Regions from separate parts of the Homo sapiens genome. Here region 1 is linked to region 2. A link is a loop called in an ENCODE intact Hi-C map of the cell type or tissue named here. Cell type or tissue: mammary epithelial cell. All regions are shown on one strand. Links, peaks and the distances in the headings refer to the core of each region. The heading gives the core; the rest is flanking DNA. Region 1 overlaps TAGLN3 (transgelin 3). Region 2 overlaps TMPRSS7 (transmembrane serine protease 7).

Region 1 (10,594 bases), core at 2,077-10,076, 70 kb after region 2:
TGATAGGGCCTTTATTTTGTGCCGCTTGAAAACAGCTAAATGGAGACAATAAACAACTGGCTTGTGTGTGACAGAGAGGAGAGCAAGGGAGAGGGATGTGCAGTGTGGCCCCTGCACAGTGGGATGGGGAGCCCTGTTACCTAAGCAGCCCAGTGACCATTAACCCATGGAGAAAGCAACTGGGCCTTACAACTCAGCCTTTCCTCCCATTCTTTCTCCTTTCTTCTCTTCCAGTTGACTGACCTGTCCTAAACTGAGAAGATGCTACTGAGGGGGTGGCCTGCAATTTAGAATCAGACCAAAAGTCCATGCAAGGCACCAGTGTGGAATACAAAAGCTAAAAAGCATAGGGTTAAAAGGGAAGGCAGCATCTAACCTGGCGGGGAACTGTGAAAGTTAAGGGCAAATATTAAGGCTCTCTTTAGACCTGGTGAACCGTCTGCAGTTTTTTGGCCCAGCTGCTGCAGCTCAGTCTCTGGGGAATACAGAATTACAGGGGAAAGGCAGATGGAAAGTGAGAATGGAGTATGAACTGTAATAAAATAAACAATTAAGGCCTTCAGAGGAAGTCCAGCTCAGGATCTTCATTTATTCGAAGAGGAGAGACAGAAAGCTGATCCTCTCTCCCCTCTACCCCCACCTCCCATGTTAACCACAGGGTGATTGCCTGAATCCTGAGGCCCTGTGGGACTGGTTGGTGAATACAAGGATAAAATGCTGTCAATGGATAGTCCCCCAGACTCAAGGAATAACTGGGGTGGTGGAGAATGAAGTATTTCAGAAGCAGACAGAAGGGAGAAGGCATAAGGAATATTCAGAACTAAGAAGAAACACAGAAGTTGTTGTTAGAATGACTCTTCCACAGGTGAAAGCATTTCTGTAATTGTCACCATATAATGGGACACTTTTTAAAAAATATAAATGTAGTAATGATATTCTGAAGGTTCATTCTGTGAAGAGATAGGGAGAGGACTTGCTCTTAGGCAGTGAACTATTAAAGGGAACCTAGAGAAATAAATGAGCAAAGGAAGGCTTAGGTTAGGGTATATCACTCATCTCTACTGTTTACAAAGAGCACCCTGGATACTTGTTTCTGGTGGTTGGAAAGAGCTATTCTGATATGTCCAGGATCTGGGAAAATGTGGGGCCTGACATCCAGCAGATCACCCACAGACACTACCCTGGAGCAACGGATGAAGAAGCAAAGTTTTATTAAACTATAGAACTAGACTCCTTCAAAGTAGCTAGTTCATCCCTGGTATCCCTGCATCTAGAAAATTCCCAACACTTAGTTCCCTACTTAGTTCCCTTTGTCCTTTCTGGGTTCATGTAGTAGTCTATATAACACTTCTTATATATAAGACTATATATAAGAACTTATAAGAACTAACACTTATATGTAAGTGTTATATATAACACTTCTTATATAGACTACTACATGAACCCAGAGAGGACAAAGGGAACTAAGTTGCCGGCTAAGATAAGATATCCAGGAGCCTAGAACTATCAACACAACTCCACCCTCATCCCAGGAGAGTGGAAAAGGAAGTGATTACACTTGAGAAAGAAGCCACTAGGGAAGCGGGCATTATTTGACAGGAAGAAATTGGAATTTTTTCCTTAAGAAACTTTCCAAAGCAAGATATTTGATGTAAATTATAGGGTAGACACTGTATATGTCATCTCAACCTCATGGAATTGGGATTATTCCTCCTCATGTGTGGACGAGAAAACTATTTCAAAGAGGTTAATTAACATGCCCAGAGTCACCCAATCAGTTAACAGAGCCCAGCTCTAGATCAGACCTGTCTGAATGTAAAGCCCTTGAACAATCCACCATGCCACTCTGCCATCTCCCATGGCACCCCATTGCAGGCTGGATGAGGAGCACATTCCTCAGTAGGAACCAGCGATCAGGGATGATCTGAAAGGGTCATGATGACTGTTTTGTGCCAGGCCAGAGGGGACACTGAGGGGAATAAAACTGGAGCACAGATTTCAGGCCCTGTAGAATCAAGGGCACCAACCTCAATGCCCATAAGTCTTTGAGTGTTTTTGTCTAGGTTTCTCCATGTCTTCATCCAAACAAGACTGAAACAAAGAAAAGCAGTTAGGGCCTCACTACTGATGTTCTGGCCAAGTGATATCATTTGGATGTTTTGTCCTCTCCAAATCTCATGTCGAAACGTGACCTCCAATGTGGGAGGTGGGCTTAGTAGGAGGTGTTTGGGTCGTGAGGGCAGATCCCTCATGAATGGCTTGGTGCTGACCTCATGGTAATGAGTGAGTTCTTATGTATGAGTTCACACAAGATCTGGCTGTTTAAGAGCCTGGCACCTTTACTTTCTGTCTCTTGCTCCCTCTTTCACCATGTGACATACTGGCTCCCCTTCGCCTTCCACCATGATTGTAAGCTTCTTGAGGCCCTTGCCAGAAGCAGGTGCCAGCACCACACTTCCTGTACACTCTGCAGAACCGTGAGCTAAAATAAAACCTCTTTATGAATTACCCAGTCTCAAATATTCCTTTAAAGCAACAAAAATGGACTAGTACACTAAGTTAATGATTGCCAAAATTCTAAATAACACTATGACCAGAAATCTGCCTTCTGGAACCAGTTCACATCTAGCTCACTTTCTTGTTATGTTATTCTTGTTATGTTTCCTAATTCCAGCACTCTTGGACTGACAAGATGGGAAGAGGGCCTCTTTCCAGCCTTCCCTGTCTTGTTTTGCCAGTTCAGAAGCCCACATCAAGCACCATTGGATGAGAGTGGCACACAGGAGTCAGGGCCACTTGTAGAAGCTGATTTCTGCAACTGGGGGTCAAAAATTTAAGTGCATAAAAAAGCGCTGAGGTTAAGGAAGCTCTGTGATGTGCACGAAGTATAAAACAACAAAAGGCTGGGCACAGTGGCTCACAACGGTAATTTCAACACTTTGGGAGGCTGAGGCAGGAAGACTGCTTGAGCCCAGGAGTTTCAGGCTGCAGTGACCTATGATTGCACCACTGCACTCCAGCCTGGGCAACAGAGGGAACCCCTGTCTCTAAATAACAATAAGATAAATGAAATAAATTTATAAACAAGAAAAGAAAACTAGTCGTATCACAACCAAGTGTCATATCTGCCTAATGACAAAGCCTTCAAAATTGTGCAAGTATAAAAAATGGCCATACACAGCCTGCTTTCCCAAGCTTCTTGGATTATTTATGGGAGTTTGCAGGGGGGCATCTCTTTTAAAATATGCATTTTGAGGTCATTCTCCTGAGAGAATGATTTGGTAAATTCTGGGAGTCCATATTTTTAATAAGCTTCCTGGGTGATTCATATCTTCAGGCAAGTTTGAGAGTTATAGGTGTTGCCTGGTGATTTGCAAGCTAAACTGATCTTCAGGATTACCCAAGAATCTTAAATATTCAGATTCTGGGGCAGTCTCCTGGGATGATTGTGAGGCAGCCAGATGGACAAGCAGATACTACTCTAAAGCTTTGGTTTTCAATGTTTAAAAACATCCCCATGTCTGCCATGTGGTAAGTACTAAGTAATATTTGTTAAGCAATAACTCCTTTCTTCAGAGATATCCTCCACAAAGTCAAAAGTAAAAGCGATAATTAGAAAAGCTCTGTTCCAAGTTGGAAGTCAGCCCAGAGCCCTGCAGCTTGGAATGGCTTTGCTCCCTGACAGCCACCCTGGATGCTTTGGTAGATGGCTGGGGCTCCTCAAGTGAGCTTGAAAGCCACTGCTCCAGGCCATTCTTCCAAGAACAGAAAAACATTCCTCAAAGAAGGATCAACTAAGTGTCGGGAATTTTCTGGATGGAGGGATAGCAAAAATGAGATAGAGTCTGGTTATCTAAGAGCTGGTGGAATCTGAAAAGCATACATACTGTATGATTCCTACTTTATGACATACTAGAAAAGGCAAAACTCTTGAGACAGTAAAAAGATCAGTGGTTGCCAGGGTTGAGGGTGGGAGGGATGAAAAGGCAAAGCACAGAAGCTTTTTAGGGCAGTACTTGATATGACACCGCAATGATGAATATGCGTCATTATACATTTGCCCAAATGCATAGAATGTATAACAGCAAGAGTGAACCTAATGTAAACTATGTATTTTGGATGATAATGATGTGCCAATGTAGGCTGATTACTTGCAATATGTGCTCCTTTCGTAGGGGATGTTGATAATGGGGAAGGCTGTGCATTTGTGGGGGAGAGAGGGCATATGGAAAATATCTGTACCTTCCTCTCAATTTTGCTGTGACCCTAAAACTCCTTGAAAATATTAGTCTTAAACAAAAAAGGAGCTGATGGTATGGTAGCTTTCTCTGTCTCACCTGGCAAGTGTTTTCAGCAAGAGTCTCACCTAGCAACTGACAGCTTTACTTGACAATACAGAGCTCCCTATTTCCTACATTGTCACAAAGTAATGTTATCCAAAGTGTGATCCTGCACCCCATATTACTAAGTTATAACTCCTGGGGAGTAGGACTGGAGGTTCTGCATTGTAAGGCCCCAACCCAGGAATTCTTAATGCTATAAAGATACTTTAACAAGGATTTTGTTCCATTAAATTCTTTATTACTTCCAAGGTATCTTATGTATGTCTATGAAAATAAAAAGTAAATGAAAAGGATAAAGGCAAAGAAAAAAGGTAAAAGAGAAGTCATTTGGGTGTGTCAACTTGGATTGGACAGTCTCTACTTTCTATTTCTACTTTTAATACAAAAAATCAGTCTTGCAGTCAAAGTTCTTTGTCTCAGAGCTATTATACTTCTATTATATATCAGTCTTGACTCAGCCTTGTAACTCTTAGAATACTGGATTTTTCCATCTTTCTTGGACTTACAGAGAAAGTAAGCAGTAGTGTATGAAACCATGTCTTATTTCCCTGAATAATAACTTTGGCCTAGCTTCCAATTCTCCACTGAAGGTAGACCAAAATATTGCAACAGTCAAGGGAGAAATATCAGGGGTGAGGTTGGGTTTGCTCTGTGGATTTTGTAAATGTTTGTTGCTTGCCTCCCTGACTCCCACTGCTCTGGGTGGTGGCTCTTACAGTGGGGTTCCCAGACCAGCAGAATCAATATGGTCTGTGAATTGGTAAGAAATACAAATTCTTGGCCTCACCTCAGACATATTACCTCAGAAACTCTGCTGTTGGGGCTTAGCAGTCTGTGCTTTAACAGGCCTACCTAGTGATTCCGATGCATGCTGGCATTAGAGAGCCATTGCTAAAGGAAAGACCCACCAAATACAATCGTCAGCAGCCACTTGAAATAAATGCAGTGACGGCTGCTCTGATAGAAAATGAGGCTTCCAGGCCAGGCGCGGTGGCTCACGCCTGTAATCTCAGCACTTTGGGAGGCCGAGGTGGGCGGATCACGAGGTCAGGAGATCAAGACCATCCTGGCTAACTCAGTGAAACCTCTTCTCTACTAAAAATAAAAAAAAAATTGGACCATCCTGGCTAACTCAGTGAAACCTCTTCTCTACTAAAAATAAAAAAAAAATTAGCCGGGCGTGGTGGCAGGTACCTGTAAGTCCCAGCTACTCAGGAGGCTCAGGCAGGAGAATGCCGTGAACCTGGGAGGCGGAGCTTGCAGTGAGCCGAGATCAGGCCACTGAACTCCAGCCTGGGCGACAGAGTGAGACTCCATCTCAAAAAAAAAAAAAAAGAAAAAAAAGAAAATTAGGCTTCGAGCAGCAGACACTTGTGATGTCTCAAGTCATTACAGGTACTTTACTTACAATATCCCAAAAGATCTCTCATGCTGTGTGAAATACCTCTTCACTCTTGCTGTTGAGGAATGACACATAAAGTGACGCCTTCCCAGAGAATATATTTGAACCTCCAGGCCCTTCCAATGTAAACCACACCTCCCTAACTCCCAGTCATCAAAGGGGGAACAGGCATGACATCACCATGTGTTCAGGATCCATACCAGTAGAATTACTAAGAAGAGCCATGAGACTGATCGATCTGTGAGTCTTGCCTGCTCTGACATTCTAGAATTTTATACGTTTAATGCACATCAAGTGGTTATACAAATGAACCAAAAAGATCAGTTGCTGAATGACTAATAGTGTGGGGGGGAAAGCCAACATTTATTAGGTGTCTGGTAGCCAGGCACTGTGCTAGCTTCTTTACATAGTTAATCCTTACAAAAATTCTACAAAAGAGAGGCATTAGAACTGTTTACCGAGAAGGGAACTGAGGCTCTGAGAAACTAGGCAATTTAAACAAGGTCACACAGTTAGTATGTAGCAAAAGAGATTTGAACCCATCCACCTGACTCCAAAACTCATGCTCTTTCCAGTGTAGTGGGGTCTTCTGTGTCTGGAATTAGTAAAGCAGTAAATTATGGGGAAAGACATCAAGAGGGTAATGATCACAAAGTGGAAAAAAATGTCAATAAAGTGATGCCTAAAGCCTGGTCATTTGTATTAGAGAATATCTGATGAGGTACAAGCTCCACAGCTGTCAGAGAGGGCAAAGGTCATTCAGGCAACCTCCCCCGCCCCCGCAACACCAGCTCCTGTATGTGGCCACTAAGTCCATTTGTTCTAAGACAGAGTGAGTGTCTTTCCAGACTTACTTTTCCCTCCCTTATTTTCTGTTAATCTTAGAAAAGACAAGCCAATGACAATAATAATTTCTACATTACCAACTTTTATTATCTTCTACTATCATCATGAACCATGCTAAACACTTCTAATGAACTATCTTGTTTACTTTCCATATCAACCCTGTGAAATACATATGATTATCCCCACTTTACAACTGAGAAAATCGAGGCTTAGAGAAGTTAATTGATAAGTGGTAGAGCACAGGTTTGGCCAGGCAGTCTAATTTCTGACTCAGGAGCCTGTACTCTCCTGTAATACTTTCCAGGATAAGCTTGTATTGCAGTCTTTCTGTCCTGATACTACACCAGCACACTCACTTGCTCTAATATGTTCTCTCTCTCTCTTACACACACCCCCCGCCCCCCACCTTTCTTGCTCTGCCTTTTCTTCCTTTCCCACTTTCTGTCCACAGAAAAGATGCTGAAGTCTTACCTGCAGAGTACTTTCTTCTGAATCATAGACAGCTGAGATGGCCCCACCCCTGCCCTTTCCAGGGCACCCATGGCAAATCCAAAAGTAATCTGCCAGGCCATTCACCTTCTGTTTTCCAAGAGAAGACTTCCCAGGCCCCTTCCATTCCTCTAAGCCACCCTACTTCTTCTCCATCACTGAAAGCAAGTGGTCACCCCAGCTCCCTGCTAGGGGGACTTCAGTAGCTTTATCTATAATGTCCCTGTGATTGTGTTGTTTTTCTGGACCATTTAGCTTTGGGTTTCATTTTAAAGCCTTCAATCTTGTATTCCAATTACCCTGCAGTCTATCTGAAGTATTTCACCTGGGGGGATTAAGGATAGTGGTACATCTGGGGCCTCAGCCTATAGAAGTGATTGAAGCCTAAACAAGAATGCATTTGGCAAGCCTGGGCTCCTCCAGACTTACGGGTTTGCAACATCCAGGCAGCCTGAAGAGTCAGAGGGCAGCTGTGGGCAAGCAGAGCCCTACTTGGGAGAAGACACTGAGTAGGGGAGATGGGAGAGTGAGAGGTTGGGCATGAAATACTTGCAGAGGAGGAAAAGAAGCTCCTAGGCAAGGAGGGCTGGAGCCACAGTGGCCACAGACACCACAACCAAGGTGCAGGGAATCCAGAATTAATGTAAGTTGATATGTGAGGACAGCATTAAAACCACAGTCAAGGTAGAGAATAGTAGGGAGAATGTGGGACTAAGCTAAGCAAACAGCTAGTCTAATAGCTGTGTGCACAAACATGTACCCCCTCACATGCACATAGACACATAACACGTGCCAACCCTGCCCCGCAGCATTCCTTTGATTTCAGCTTTCTTATGCCAAAACACATGAGCAACAACCAGTTCTTGCAGAAAGGACCCCAGCCTCACTTGCTCAGTCTGCTCTGCAGTACTGTCAGCCTTCCCCTCCCTCTTCCTGCTTCTCTGCTCAAAGCGACCCACTTTTGTACCTCCTGCCCTGTTGTATGGTGACCAGCATTGGCCTAAGCTTCAGACAGTGATCCTGGGGAATATCAGATATCCCCTCCAACTTATAATGAATCTCCCTGGACTTTGGCCATTCCATAGAGTCAGCCACCAGACCCTGGGGCCTCTTGGGGCCATTTGGAAACTCTGAAGCACCTGCTTTCCTATTGACAGCTCTCCTGTTCAACCCTACCTACTGCATGACCTACCTACAGTTCTTCCTGCTACCTGTCAGCCCAGGTGCCCTTGGAGTGGACCTCCTTCCTTATTTCCTTTAAAGCCCCATTTTTCTACCCTAGGGCTGGGAGTCTTAGTGTCTGTCTTGTTGCCCTGGAGCTGACTGGTCCACGGCCCTGGCTCAGGCGACCACACTCATCCCTCCAGGCCTCCCTCTTTCTTTAGAGGAGTCTAACACACGGGTCTGGGGCAGGTGGTGTATACCTCCTCCGACTCTGTACATCAGGGACTATTTCTCCCTACACTCCTCCACACTTGCTGTGAGCACCTCTGACGAGTAAAGTTTACCTTTGTGTTCTTTGTAAAAAGGGGAGAGACAAGTAAAGCATCCTCAGTAGCATGAAGACAGGAAAGCTCTCAGAATCCTCACCTCCCACAGACCTCCTGGCTTCTTCCTCCTCCCACACACTTCCTGCACTTTGTGGGGTGGGGGGGGGACTCACCCGGGTCCCTTCCATTCACACTGACTCTCCTATCCTTCTGTCCTACACAGTCCTGAGTCATCTTCCTCCTCCTCACCTCCTCCCCCACCTCCTCTTCATCCTCATCACCTAGTCACCATTATGATTCAACAGCACACTCACGGTGTAGGTGAAGGAAACTAAGCCTCCTGGCTCAAGAATGGGTTGGCAGACTAGTTAAGGCTCTATTCTTTGCTGTCAGAGAGCCCAGGTTTGAATTCTGGCTCTGCTATCTCATGGACACAAGAAATCATGGGCAAGCTTCAGTATCATCATCTTTGAAATGGGGAAATTAAAAAACATTTACCTCATAGGATTGTTAGCAGAACTGACTGACATTATGCAATAAAGCACTTGTACAATGCCTTGTGCATAGGAAAACATCAATAAGCAGTAGCTATGTAGCTATCTGTATTAGCTAGAAAAAATCATCATAGTTTTGATCGAGGAAGCAAGGATCAAATCTCAACTGTGAAATTACATGAGAATTTGGAGGCTCAACAGCAAGATCCATAGCCTGGCCTGGCCTGCAGTTTTGAATATCTGAGTTTCTAAATAATGGCAAACCACAAGGTAAACTTATTAGCATCGTAGGATTTTAACCACTCACCTATGAGGGAAACATGCAATGCCAGCTCTTTGCATGACGCCGAGGATTAAGGAGGCAATTGTTTCTTTATAAATCATAGTGTGGTGAGTAGTAGAATGGTCCTCTGCTAGAAATCTATTTCAACCATCATCTGAATACCCTTTAAAATACCATGTCTCTCCATCAGGGGAAAGCTACCCCATTCTCACTCTCAGCAGAGCCATTTGGGTCACTGCCCTGGGGATCCTGTTGGTTGGGCCACTAATGACAGCCAGTGACAAAGAGCATGTGAGAGCAGAGTCAATCTGACAGTCCTGCTCTGACTAGTTGGTATCTCTTGGTGCCTCAGGCAGGCCTAGTGGAGAAGGAACACAGTCATATGGTTGGGTATACACATTTTCGCTAAAGGGGACATTAACGACACCATGACCATAGGTCCCAAATTCTCTGGCAGTGTCTCCATTCACATCATTTCCCCCAGTAATGGCAGATCATTAAATACATCCAGGAGTGTGATTTGATTTTTATGCTTTTGTAAGATTTCCTCAGCAAGTCAATTCACAAATGTGAAGGAAACAAGCACTTGTCACACTGAGCAGAATGCATATCTGGAAGGCATAGTCACCAAGCTCCCAGATAAAGGTTTAACAAAAGGTTGGAGTGCTATCTATTTCTCAGATTGACAAAATAGCCCCAGATGGCTTTGTCTATAAGCTGCAGTTGAGCAAGAAGCACACTGGCCCCCTGCCTCCCTTCTCCTCTGGTAGCTGTGATTTGTTATGGGAGTGGTAAGAGGAATAAAAGGCAGTATGTCACCGTTAGCTTCCTCTAGCTTGAGGCTTCTGTTTACATTAGTTGCTGAGATCCCCTCTGTGTCCTCAGGGTGTGTGTTCCATTAGAAGAGGGTACCTCCTTTTAATAGAACATAACAATGGGGAAGGCAAACACTGCCCCCAGGATAACAGCTGAGAGCATCTTACACACATCAATCGGCACAGGGAAGAACACTGTGAGCAGTTTTTACAAGGAGATGGGGCAAAGGAGAGAAGAAAAGAACAATCCCAAAGGCCAGGGGGCTGTTTACCTTCCCATAGATCCACCGTCTGAAAGATGTCGGTGGTTCTGACACCATAGGTCTCCGCAGCTTTTAGGAACTGGGAGATTTGCTCCATCTGCTTAAAAGCCATCTTTGACTCTGAGATCTTGGGTATGGGCTCTTGTCCTGGTGGGTATAAACTATTTAT
Region 2 (12,011 bases), core at 2,275-10,274:
CTAATTTTATTATTAAATGTATGCAATTTGACATTTCTAGTTAAAAAAATGTAAGGGACTCATTTTATTAGTAATTATTGCATCATTTTATTTATTTATTTATTTATTTATTTATTTATTTATTTATTGAGATGGAGTCTCACTCTGTCACCCAGGCTGGAGTGCAGTGGCTGATCTCGCCTCACTGCAAGCTCCGCCTCCCGGGTTCATGCCATTCTCCTGCCTCAGCCTCCCGAGTAGCTGGGACTACAGGCACCTGCCACCACGCCCGGCTAATTTTTTTTTTTTTTTTTTTTCAGTAGAGACAGGGTTTCACCATGTTAGCCAGGATGGTCTTGACCTCCTGACCTCGTGATCTGCCCGCCTCGGCCTCCCAACGTGCTGGGATTACAGGTGTGAGCCAGCGCACCCAGCCAATTACTGCATCATTTTAAAGTATCTATTTTTAACATAAATCACAGTAAAAATACAACTGGTACAATTACAAAAGAGAAGGGACATATTTATGAATCCAGGGAACAAAGTTTGACACCCTTGTGTAAACACCAGGAAAGTTTGGTCGTCCACTTCCATGTCCCCAGCTAACAATGCCAGTCAAAATCCATTTTCCATCACTTTTTCTTCGACAAGATAAAGGTCCACCCGAATCTCCCTACACACACAAAAAATGTAAGTATAAAGTAAATTGGTCCCATGATCATCAGTTTCATCTTTATTGTATCTAATGAATTGTGTTCAAGAGTCCTCTAATGACATGTTTTTGCTTGGCTAATCACTCTGTAATTTGGGAAGTGTGAAAAACTAATGTGAAACTTCTATCATTTTATAATTATTCTTCCTATAATCAAACAGCTGCATTCATTAGACGAAACATGATTCTTTAGGCTAAGAATAACACTGGAAGATTCTTACTGGAGAAAACAACTCTCACATAGCCCTAAACAAAGAATAAACCTCAGTAATACTAGTGGTGATGGTGGTGGTGGTGGTGGTAATAGTAGTAGTAGTAGTAGTGGTGGTAGTAGTAGTAGTAGTAGTGAGGGCTAAAATTTATTTAGTGCTAGCTATGTGCTAAGAATCGTTTAGAGACATTTAATCCTCACAACAACCTTATGAGGCATGGTTATCTTGGAAGGTTGACTTCTATCTCTGGGCCATGCAACTTTAGTGGTTAGCTCATAGCCCCATGGAGAAGAAGAGACCTGTTTAGTTAGCCAGGTCCAGTGAAAAAACCCTAACAACTGCTGGTCCACAGTCATCACAAACAAATCACTCTCACTTGAGAGTCCTTTCTGATATCTCAATTCCTCTAAGCAAAGGCTTAAACAATTCAAAGTATAAACATAATTTCCACAGTATTAGTCCTTTAAATTATAATATCTAGGTTTTATTTTCCTATTTTAGAGGGTAGATAATCTTGCAACTTACTCAGAGGCAACAAATTTGCCCATGTATCCAAATTATGATCTTATACCTGATTAGGAAAATTCCAACTAGTAGGGAAGCTGGGCTCTTTATTTTAATTGCCACCACATCAACTCTACTAAGTTTAACAAGTAAACACTTGTGGCTGTGTGGAACAGGGCTGTGTAACCGACTAGCTATGGGAAGCACCCAAAATAGAGTACCCTTAGCATTAGAGAGGCAAGGGTTCAAATCCCAGCTCAGACATTTACACTTACTAGCTGTATGACCTTAGGCAATTTACTTACCCTCTCTGTGCCCAGTTTCCTCTTCTATAAAATGAGGAAAAAAGAATGATTGGAATGAATTTATGTAAAGAACCTAGCACGGTGCTTGCCACAAAATAGGAGCTCAGAAGACAGAAGTCATTATTATAGGATGAGTTTTTGTGGCATCATGGCTAAGCTTGTGGAAAGATGAAAGAACAGCTCCCACTGTCCTACTCACCCTCTAAATCAGGAGTATGCAATCTTTTGGCTTCCCTGAGCCACACTGGAAGAAGAATTGTCTCAGGCCACACATAAAATGTACGAACACTAATGATAACTAATGAGCTAAAAAAAATTGCAAAAAAAAATCTCATGATGTTTTCAGAAAGTTTGTGAATTTGTGTTGGGCTGCATTCAAAGCTGTCCTGGGCTGCATGTGGCCTGTGGGCCGTGGGTTGGACAAGTTTGCTCTAAATCATCTATTTACTCTTTGGCAATCATGTAGGTAACTGCATAGATTGGAATCTCAGGCTCCGAGAAATGTCACCCCAAAGGTGACTTCCAACTTTACCACTGCCAGGGGCCTACCCAGAGAACTACAAATGAGTATTCTTTGTCACCTCTCCATTCCTCTCCTCTTTCCACCAGCATATACTTCAAAGGAATGAGTAAATAAAATCCTTCAAATTTTAGAAATTAAATGGCAGCTGCTAAGGAAATAGGAAATAAATTGGTTATAAGAAAATTATGGCAGAATGATGAATGCTGACCTCATCCTCTAAATATTGAAGGAAAATACATGGAGCACATTATAGAAAACTGCGTTCTATAGAATAAATTATTTCAACACCTCTCCAAGATCTTAGGCAATTGGATGATAAATAATATCTGAGCAGCTCAAGTGAATTCAGGGAAATACCTGCCCTGGTTATTTCCCAGTGTTATGTAGATTAAGTGAGAAAGCATTTATGGAAAGCACAACATGTTAGGCAAGGGAAAGGTACAATGACTTACTTTGCAGGCATCTCTCTTGCCTGACATTATGCCTGCACAGAGCATCCGAGAAGTGATGATCCCGTAGGTGGAAACACAGAGCGTTTGATCAATGAGCTCTACCTCCGCTTGCTGCAGAACGAGGGAGCCTTTATTATCTGCAAAACACATTGGAAGTAGAAATGATGTTAGTGGTAATGGCCGCATGTATTCAGGACTTCATTTGAAAAGTTAACACACATTATCTCCTTTTACCCTCATAGCGGCAATTCCCTTGAGGTAAATTCTACTATTATCCTCATTTTGCTGATGAAGAAATCGAGTGCTAGGAGATTAAAGGGCTTGCCCAGTGACACACCACTAGCAAGTAACACAAGATTCAGACCCAAGGTCTGACTCAATTACTTGAACAACTGTGCCATATTCCTCACCATTTCCCTCCTGTTTTCCGTAGGATGGTAAGTCAGCAACAGTTATTACTAATATCTACTATTCAAGAGAGCTCTTTAAATGGAGCAGCATAACTGATATATGGGAGTCTCTGATGAACCATAAAAACCTAACAGTTTGCAAATAGCTGTTTCACTTCCTTTTGAACCTACCTGGCTAAGATGATTCAGAAAAATAAGTGTACACACACATACCCAGGCTTATAAAGAAAACATCTCATGATAAGTTGGTTGGGCAGATGCTTTTCTCCTGTGATATATGATAATGTAATCAAAGCACTGAGCACAGTAACCTATCAAAGTTACAAGTGTTCACAGTCAGCTGCCTTCCCTCCTTGGGACCCTGAGACTTCAGTGGACCCAAGCTGGTGGTATTACTACTTCAATCACTAAATGAAAGCACTGAGAAGCTGCCTTTGAGAAGTTGCCCACACTTTAGAGTGTCAAAACGAGGCTACAGGGCAAGGTTCAGGAATTACAGATGCTGTACGTGTCCTAAACCCTTGAAAAGGATGGCAAAAGAAGGTGAGGTGATTGAAAGATCAAGGGAAAATATTAGCACTAGCGTTTGGGGATACATTCACAAAGCATTGGATTCTTCCCCTCACTATATATTCAGAATCCCACCTTGAATCCTGGACCATGAAAAACCTTGGCAGGGTAGATGTAGGGACTTCCCTACTATACAGCCTGATCTTTATGCATATTGAAAAGATGTCCTCTCCCGTCAGAGAAATAGCAAAAAGGTATCTCCTCTGGGTGGACCAAATCCAAATCCTGGAGGTATAACCTCCAGGCCTGAGTTTCTGGTCTGGAAACTAAGGGCAGTCTGAAGTTCAGCCCTTACTCTCATCCCTTGGCCAATTGCACAGGCACAGGTCATACCCACATAGTCTCCCAGACTGTTGCCTATGAGTTGACATAGTGGGATGTGCATGTGTGTCCTTCTCTCCTTTATAAATGAATCATTTCTTTGAATGAAAAGGGAGGAATTGCTCCTTCTCTAGTGAATAACATAGCATAACCTTCAGAGTTTGAAAAGGGCCCATGACTATCTAGTCAATCCTGCCTTGCTCATACACAGTCCTCTCCCTCTTTATAAGGTGAGCCCTGCTTCTTTTAAAGCAGGTGGATAGCATCATTAAAAAGAAATAACAGTACCCTCCTCCAATCCAACCTTCCAGAGTTGTCAGGAGGTTCAAAGGAGATCATATACACAAACCCTCTCTGTGAACCCTAAAGCACTACATAAACACCTTATCATCCTCTGCAGGGGAAGGGCATGACCATTCATTCATACACACACCTGCTTCGTGTCTTCGCCCCCAGCCAGTTACCCAGCACTTCTCCCCACTGCGAACTCTCTGACCAGTGGGAGGAATGCATATTGGCTGAATGAGCTGTTTCAGGGTCTCAGGCCAGGCAATACTGAGCTGTAGCAAAGCAATATCATAATCAAAAGTCTGACTGTTATAGTACTCGTGGACCACAATTCTTCTCACCGGGGAGACAAACTTGGCATTCCCCTGAACATACATCCCGAGGTGTGCAGTCCATGGTGTGGGATCTGACAGCCTGATAGAACAGTAATGAAACATAAAGTTAGCAGCTTAAAGAACCACATACAGTTTGCAAACAAGCACTCTAAAGAGTTGAGGGCTGAAAAAGAAGGGCCTGACTTCCAGGGTGTTATTATAGTCACTGGCTTTGTCCGGGGACCATGGCAGAAAGCGTAACTGTGAGCCTCCCTTGTCTCCCTCAAAAAGTCAGAAATGACGTAAGCTGTATTAGGAGTGGCAAGTAATAGAAAATTCACTCAACAGTGTCCTAAGCAAATGCCTGGACATTTTCTTTCCACTAGTATTTCATGAACCACACACAGGTCAAGAATGTTGGTAACTAGAATTAATTTGTTACATTCTTCCTATTCATGCTGACAATGGCATTTGATGGAGAATCCTACTACCAAATTCAAATGATATGAATACCAAGATAGATTAGAAATCAAAGTGCTATAAGCAGGAATTTAATGAAATTCCTTCTGGCAAACTACTGGAAGCCTTAATGATCACTACTCTTACTGCTCAACAATGCCCATTCATAGGGTCACCAACTGCCATTCCCATCAGTCCTTCCAGAATCCCAATCTTGACCTCCATGACCTTGCACAAGTCACAGAAGAACTTGTAATCTCCATGTGAAGCGTCCATCTCCATCAGCATAGCAGTGGGGTAAAGAGTGGGAGTGAAAAAAATGAGGAAGCCCCAAAATTTTGGTCACTAATTTGCTTAGCTGATGTCTCATGAGTGTCAATGGACACCCAAAGAAATATTAGGGTTAATACATTATTTGGAGCAGTTTCACAGCATTAGAGACTCATGATCAAACAGATGTGAAGCTATCTTAATAATTAACACAAATCCTATAATTTTCAGGGAAACAAATATCCAAACTGTGTAACTTCATTGAAATACTAAAAAAAAAATGCAGAATGAGAAGTGAATGATTTTTTTAACCTAAGATTCAGTAGATTCCAATAGTAAGTTTAAATTTTAAGTGAGGTTATTTTCTAAGATGTCCTCTTACCCTTGGCTGGAAGAGCATCTATCCCATCATAATCCCATTGGGGACCTCCATTCTCCAGTCACTCTCCAGTGCCCATTTTTCTCCACATTCTCCACACATTCTCTTAAGTTTGCTCCCTCTGAGTTAAAAGCCCTATCTTATTTTCCCAGCCTTAGTAAAAGCCTATTCATTCTTGATGTTTCCTTTGTGCTTTTTTTATACCAATAATACCTTAAAAAAAAATGTTTGTCACACACGTGGGATCCAAAAAATGAAAGTGCAATTGAATTGATTGAATGTCCCCAACAGGGATCTGCTTCCCACAATTTGAGGGCAGATATATTGTCTATGGCCACAGAGTGCCACTTGAAAGTAAGGACCGTGAGGCCCTACCTGTTTCCATGAAAACAGTGGGCTGCAGAAAGAAGCCACTCCCTGGAGATGACTGAGGCACCACAGTAGGCAGATCCAACAAAGTGGAGGCTGACCTGCCACGGCCAACCCCCCTCCAGGGTGTCTGTGCCTCCGATGATGCGGTGAAGGGCGGAGGAACTCCTGCTGCAGGCTTTGGTGGAGAAAGGGCATGTGATTTAAAGGTAGACTTGGAAGAAAAACTAGAAGTTAAGCCAGTTTTAGTGCTGGCTGGGAACTGACTCACTAGGTAGCAATTTGAAATCTCCTTATCTAGAGGACAGAGAACATGTGAGTCTGTCTGAAACCAATACAAACAAACCACTCCCTCCTTCCTGAAGCATGCCCTGACACAGTCTCTATACCACAACGCAGATGAGAGGAGGAGGGGGACCTGCTGTAACAGCTGAACTGACACAAACAGCTGCCTATGGATTTAGATTGTCAGGTAAAGAGGAATGTAAATGAATTGAGAATTTCTTTGAAGTTGTGCTGATGTGACAGAAAGGATTGGGGAAAAGATTTATAAGACCTGGACAAATGAAAACCTACAGGGAAAACTAGTTATCAGAGCAATTGTTTGCTAGTGTAAATAGTATTGGTAAAGATGTATAATTTACATGTTGCCACATGGCCAAGTAGTAGCCACATGACTAATAGGAGCATGTGGGAGATTAGTTATTGAGTCAGGCCTAAAGAAACAGCACTTGATATTGTTAGTAACATAAGGCATTAACAGGTCATCCACTGCGTTCCAGTTTCTATTTATTTTCTCACAAGGTTTTTATTTAAGATCTTCTCCCTTGATTAAAATTATTAAAAAGTGAAAGTTCTCATTTTAAAAATTTAATTCATTAATGCTGTTATCAAGAAGACAGAATCCATTCCAGAGTTTTTATTTCTGAGAAACAATTTCAGACTCAGTTTGTCAATAGTTACTATTCTTGTTTTGGCTATGGCAACCTCGATCAAGGGAAATACACCAAGAAGGGAATGAAAATATAACAAACAGGTAAACTGAAGAGGGAATACAGGAACCCAAAGGAATGAATTTCTACTTACTGCAGCCTTCTTCATCACTTCCATCTGGACAATCCACTGTCCCATCACATTTTGCATTTTGTTTCCTAAAGCAAATATCATTGCCACACTTAAAAGTTCTGTTGTTGCATGGAATACCTAACAATGGACAAAAGAAGAAACAGCTTTCCTTAGCCAGAAACAAACTTGAGTGAATGAGATTTGAATGAATAACTCCAAACCCCATAAAAAATGGTTTAATCACAGGATTGGTATTTGCTGCTCTGGGATAAATGGCAGAGAGAAGAGAAGCAACCTCACAGTGATCCATTTCTTCACCTAAGAAAAGCCATTTGAACGCTGGCAGGCATATTTGTTGAGAATCAATCCAACCACCTCTTCTTTCTCCCATAGCAGGTGAGACATGAAGAAGTGCGACATATCAGTGGCTTTAGGCTGCAGCCTCTTTGCTATTACCTTCTCTTATTCTCCAAGAAAACTTTTGAGCAAAAATCACAGCCATGCTCAGTTATTTTATATCAGTAGGAGGCAAAATGGACAGACTTGTGAATTACAACACATTTGTTCACAACCTTGGAGGTTTGTTTCTTCAAGGGTGAGAGTGGAACGTGTTCCATTCCAGTATTTGGCAAGTTCCTCTACATCAGGTCCTCTGTATCCTACAATCCTGAGCATCATTAAAAGCAAGTAAGCAATAAGAAACTGCCAGTATTACAAAAGAAACTACCATCAGAGTGAACAGGCAACCTACAGAATGGGAGAAAATTTTTGCAATCTACACATCTGACAAAGGGCTAATCTCCAGAATCTACAAAGAACTCAAACAAATTTACAAGAAAAAAACAGACAACCCCATCAAAAAGTGGGCAAAGGATATGAACAGACACTTCTCAAAAGAAGACATTTATGCAGCCAACAGACACATGAAAAAATGCTCATCATCACTGGTCATCAGAGAAATGCAAATCAAAACCACAATGAGATACCGTCTCACCGCAGTTAGAATGGTGATCATTAAAAAGTCTAGAAAAGGCCAGGCGCGTAATTACAGGTGGCTCCTGCCTGTAATCCCAGCACTTTGGGAGGCTGAGGCGGGTGGATTGCCTGAGGTCAGGAGTTCGAGATCAGTGTGGCCAACATGGTGAAACCCCATCTCTACTAAAAATACAAAAAAAATAGCTGGGCATGGTGGTGTGCACCAGTAATCCCAGCTACTCGGGAGGCTGAGGCAGGGGAATTGCTTGAACCCGGGAGGTGGAAGTTGCAGTGAGCCCAGACTGTGCCACTGCACTCCAGCCTGGGCAACAGAGCAAGATTCTGTCTCAAAAAAAAAAAAAAAAAAAAGTCAGGAAACAACAGATGCTGGAGAGGACATGGAGAAATAGGGACACTTTTACACTGTTGGCGGGAGTGTAAATTAGTTCAACCATTGTGCAAGATGGTATGGTGATTCCTCAGGGATCTAGAACTAGAAATACCATTTGACCCAGCAATCCCATTACTGGGTATATACCCAAAGGATTATAAATCTTGCTACTATAAAGACACATGCACACGTATGTCTATTGCAGCACTATTCACAATAGCAAAGATTTGGAACCAACCCAAATGTCCATAAATGATAGACTGGATTAAGCAAATGTGGCACATATGCCTGGCTTGGCAGGTCCCACGTCCACAGAGCCTTGTTCACTGCTAGCGCAGCAGTCTGAGATCCAACTGCCAGGCGGCAGCCTGGCTGAGGGAGGGGCGTCCGCCATTGCTGAGGCTTGAGTAGGTAAACAAAGCAGCCAGGAAGCTCAAACTGGGTGGAGCCCACTGCAGCTCAGCAAGGCCTACTGCCCCTATAGACTCCACCTCTGTGGGCAGGGCATAGCTGAACCAAAGGCAGCAGACAACTTCTGAAGACTTAAACGTTCCACTCTGACAGCTCTAAAGAGAGCAGTGCTTCTCCTGGCATGGCATTTGAGCTCTAAGAACAGACAGACTGCCTCCTCAAGTGGGTCCCTGACCCCTGTGTAGCCTAACTGGGAGACACCTCCCAGTAGGGGCCAAGAGACACCTCATATAGGCGGGTGCCCCTCTGGGACGAAGCTTCCAGAGGAAGGATCAGGCAGCAATATTTGCTGCTCTGCAATATTTGCTGTTCTGCAGCCTCCACTGGTGATACCCAGGAAAACAGCATCTGGAGTAGACCTCTAGCAAACTCCAACAGACCTGCAGCTGAGGGACCTGACTGTTAGAAGCAAAACTAACAAACAGAAAGGAACAGCATCAACATCAACAAAAGGGACATCTACACCAAAACCCCATCTGTAAGTCACCAACATCAAAGACCGAAGGTAGATAAAACCACAAAGATGGGGAGAAACCAGAGCAGAAAAGCTGAAAATTCTAAAAACCAGAGCGCCTCTTCTCCTTCAAAGGAATGCAGCTCCTCACCAGCAACGGAACAAAGCTGGAGGAGAATTACTTTGACAAGTTGACAGAAGTAGGCTTCAGAAGGTAGGTAATAACAAACTTCGCTGAGCTAAAGGAGATGTTCAAACCCATCACAAGGAAGCTAAAAACCTTGAAAAAAGATTAGACAAATGGCTAACTAGAATAAACAGTGTAGAAAAGACCTTAAATGACCTGATGGAGCTGAAAACTATGGCACGAGAACTACGTGACACATGCACAAGCTTCAGTAGCTGATTCCATCAAGTGGAAGAAAGGGTATCAGTGACTGAAGATCAAATTAATGAAATGAAGTGAGAAAAGAAGTTTAGAGAAGAAAGAGTAAAAAGAAATGAACAAGGTCTCCAAGAAATATGCGACTATGTGAAAGGACCAAATCTACATTTGATTGGTGTACCTGAAAGTGATGGGGAGAATGGAACCAAGTTGGAAAACACTCTGCAGGATATTATCCATGAGAACTTCCCCAACCTTACATGGCAGGCCAACATTCAAATTCAGGAAATACAGAGAACACCACAAAGATACTCCTTGAAAAGAGCAACCCCAAGACACATAATTGTCAGATTTGCCAAGGTTGAAATGAAGGAAAAAATGTTAAGGGCAGCCAAAGACAAAGGTCAGGTTACCCACAAAGGGAAGCCCATCAAACTAACAGCGGATCTCTCGGCAGAAACCCTACAAGCCAGAAAAGAATGGGGGCCAATATTCAACATTCTTAAAGAAAAGAATTTTCAACCCAGAATTTCATATCCAGCCAAACTAAGCTTCATAAGTGAAGGAGAAATAAAATCCTTTACAGACAAGCAAATGCTGAGAGATTTTGTCACCACTAGGCCTGCCTTACAAGAGCTCCTGAAGGAAGCACTAAACATGGAAAGGGACAACTGGTACCAGCCACTGCAAAAACATGTCAAATTGTAAAGGTCATCGATGCTATGAAGAAATTGCATCAACTAACGGGCAAAATGACCAGCTAACATCATAATGACAGGATAAAATTCACACATAACAATATTAACCTTAAATGTAAATGGGCTAAATGCCCCAGTTAAAAGACACAGACTGGCAAACTGGATAAAGAATGACAAGTTAACAGGTGCAGCACACCAACATGGCACATGTATACATATGTAACAAACCTGCACGTTGTGCACACGCACCCTAGAACTTAAAGTATAATAATAATAATAATAAAAGAGTCAAGACCCATCAGTGTGCTGTATTCAGGAGACCCATCTCATGTACAGAGACAGACATAGGCTCAAAATAAAGGGTTGGAGGAAGATCTACCAAGCAAATGAAAAGCAAAAAAAAGCAGAGGTTGCAATCCTAGTTTCTAATAAAACAGACATTAAACCAACAAAGATCAAAAGAGACAAAGAGGGCCATTACATAATGGTAAAGGGATCAATTAAACAAGAAGAGCTAACTATCCTAAATATATATGCACCCAATACAGGAGCACCCAGATTCATAAAGCAAGTCTTTAGAGACCTACAAAGAGACTTAGACTCCCACACAATAATAATGGGAGACTTTAACACCCACTGTCAATATTAGACAGATCAACAAGACAGAAGGTTAACAAAGATATCCAGGACTTGAACTCAGCTCTGCACCAAGTGGACCTAATAGACATCTACAGAACTCTCTACCCCAAATCAACAGAATATACATTCTTATCAGCACCACATCACACTTATCTAAAATTGACCACATAATTGGAAGTAAAGCACTCCTCAACAAATGTAAAAGAACAGAAATCACAACAAACTGTCTCTCATAGACCACAGTGCAATCAAATTAAATCTCAGGATTAAAAAACTCATTCAAAACTGCACAACTTCATGGAAACTGCATAACCTGCTCCTGAATGACTAGTGGGTAAATAACGAAATGAAGGCAGAAATAAAGATGTTCTTTGAAACTAATGAGAACAAAGATGCAATGTACCAGAATCTCTGGGACACATTTAAAGCGGTGTGTAGAGGGAAATTTGTTGCACTAAACACCCACAAGAGAAAGCAGGAAAGATCTAAAATCAACACCATAACATCACAATTAAAAGAACTAGGGAAGCAAGAGCAAACAAATTCAAAAGCTAGCAGAAGGCAAGAAATAACTAAGATCAGAGCAGAACTGAAAGAGATAGAGACACAAAAAACCCTTCAAAAAAAAATCAATGAATCTGAGAGCTGGTTTTTTGAAATGATCAACAAAATTGATAGACCGCTAGCAAGATTAATAAAGAAGAAAAGAGAGAAGAATCAAATAGACTCAATAAAAAATGATAAAGGGGATATCACCACCAATCCCACAGAAATACAAACTGCATCAGAGAATACTATAAACACCTCTATGCAAATAAACTAGAAAATCTAGAAGAAATGGATAAATTCCTGGACACATATACCCT

The links. Hi-C counts contacts between places; a loop is a spot of excess contacts. Peaks named below come from ENCODE experiments on the same cell type or tissue, not always from the same donor. Only the 100,000 strongest peaks of a DNase experiment are listed, where the experiment ranks them.
Region 1: a loop joins it to region 2, with 4 times the contacts of the local background. A loop is called at or near these places in 2 of 110 quality-filtered maps.

The regions. Positions count from the first base shown.
Region 1 is chr3:112,000,787-112,011,380 of GRCh38, reverse strand. TAGLN3 (transgelin 3) reads right to left here. Exons shown (of 5, transcript NM_001008272.2): 3 at 10,435-10,594. Among named protein-coding and RNA genes, the nearest start is that of TAGLN3, 7.2 kb to the right of the region's middle. RefSeq lists enhancers at 8,237-9,436, 9,917-10,544. In mammary epithelial cell, for the core only: no CTCF peak of the experiment used is centred there; DNase peaks (open chromatin) are centred at 5,910, 7,010 and 8,850; H3K27ac peaks cover 2,310 bases.
Region 2 is chr3:112,069,555-112,081,565 of GRCh38, reverse strand. TMPRSS7 (transmembrane serine protease 7) reads right to left here. Exons shown (of 18, transcript NM_001395507.1): 14 at 7,154-7,270; 15 at 6,074-6,245; 16 at 4,422-4,690; 17 at 2,688-2,824; 18 at 297-652. The coding sequence ends at 482. Among named protein-coding and RNA genes, the nearest start is that of C3orf52, 11 kb to the left of the region's middle. In mammary epithelial cell, for the core only: no CTCF peak of the experiment used is centred there; DNase peaks (open chromatin) are centred at 6,325, 6,705 and 7,345; H3K27ac peaks cover 2,827 bases.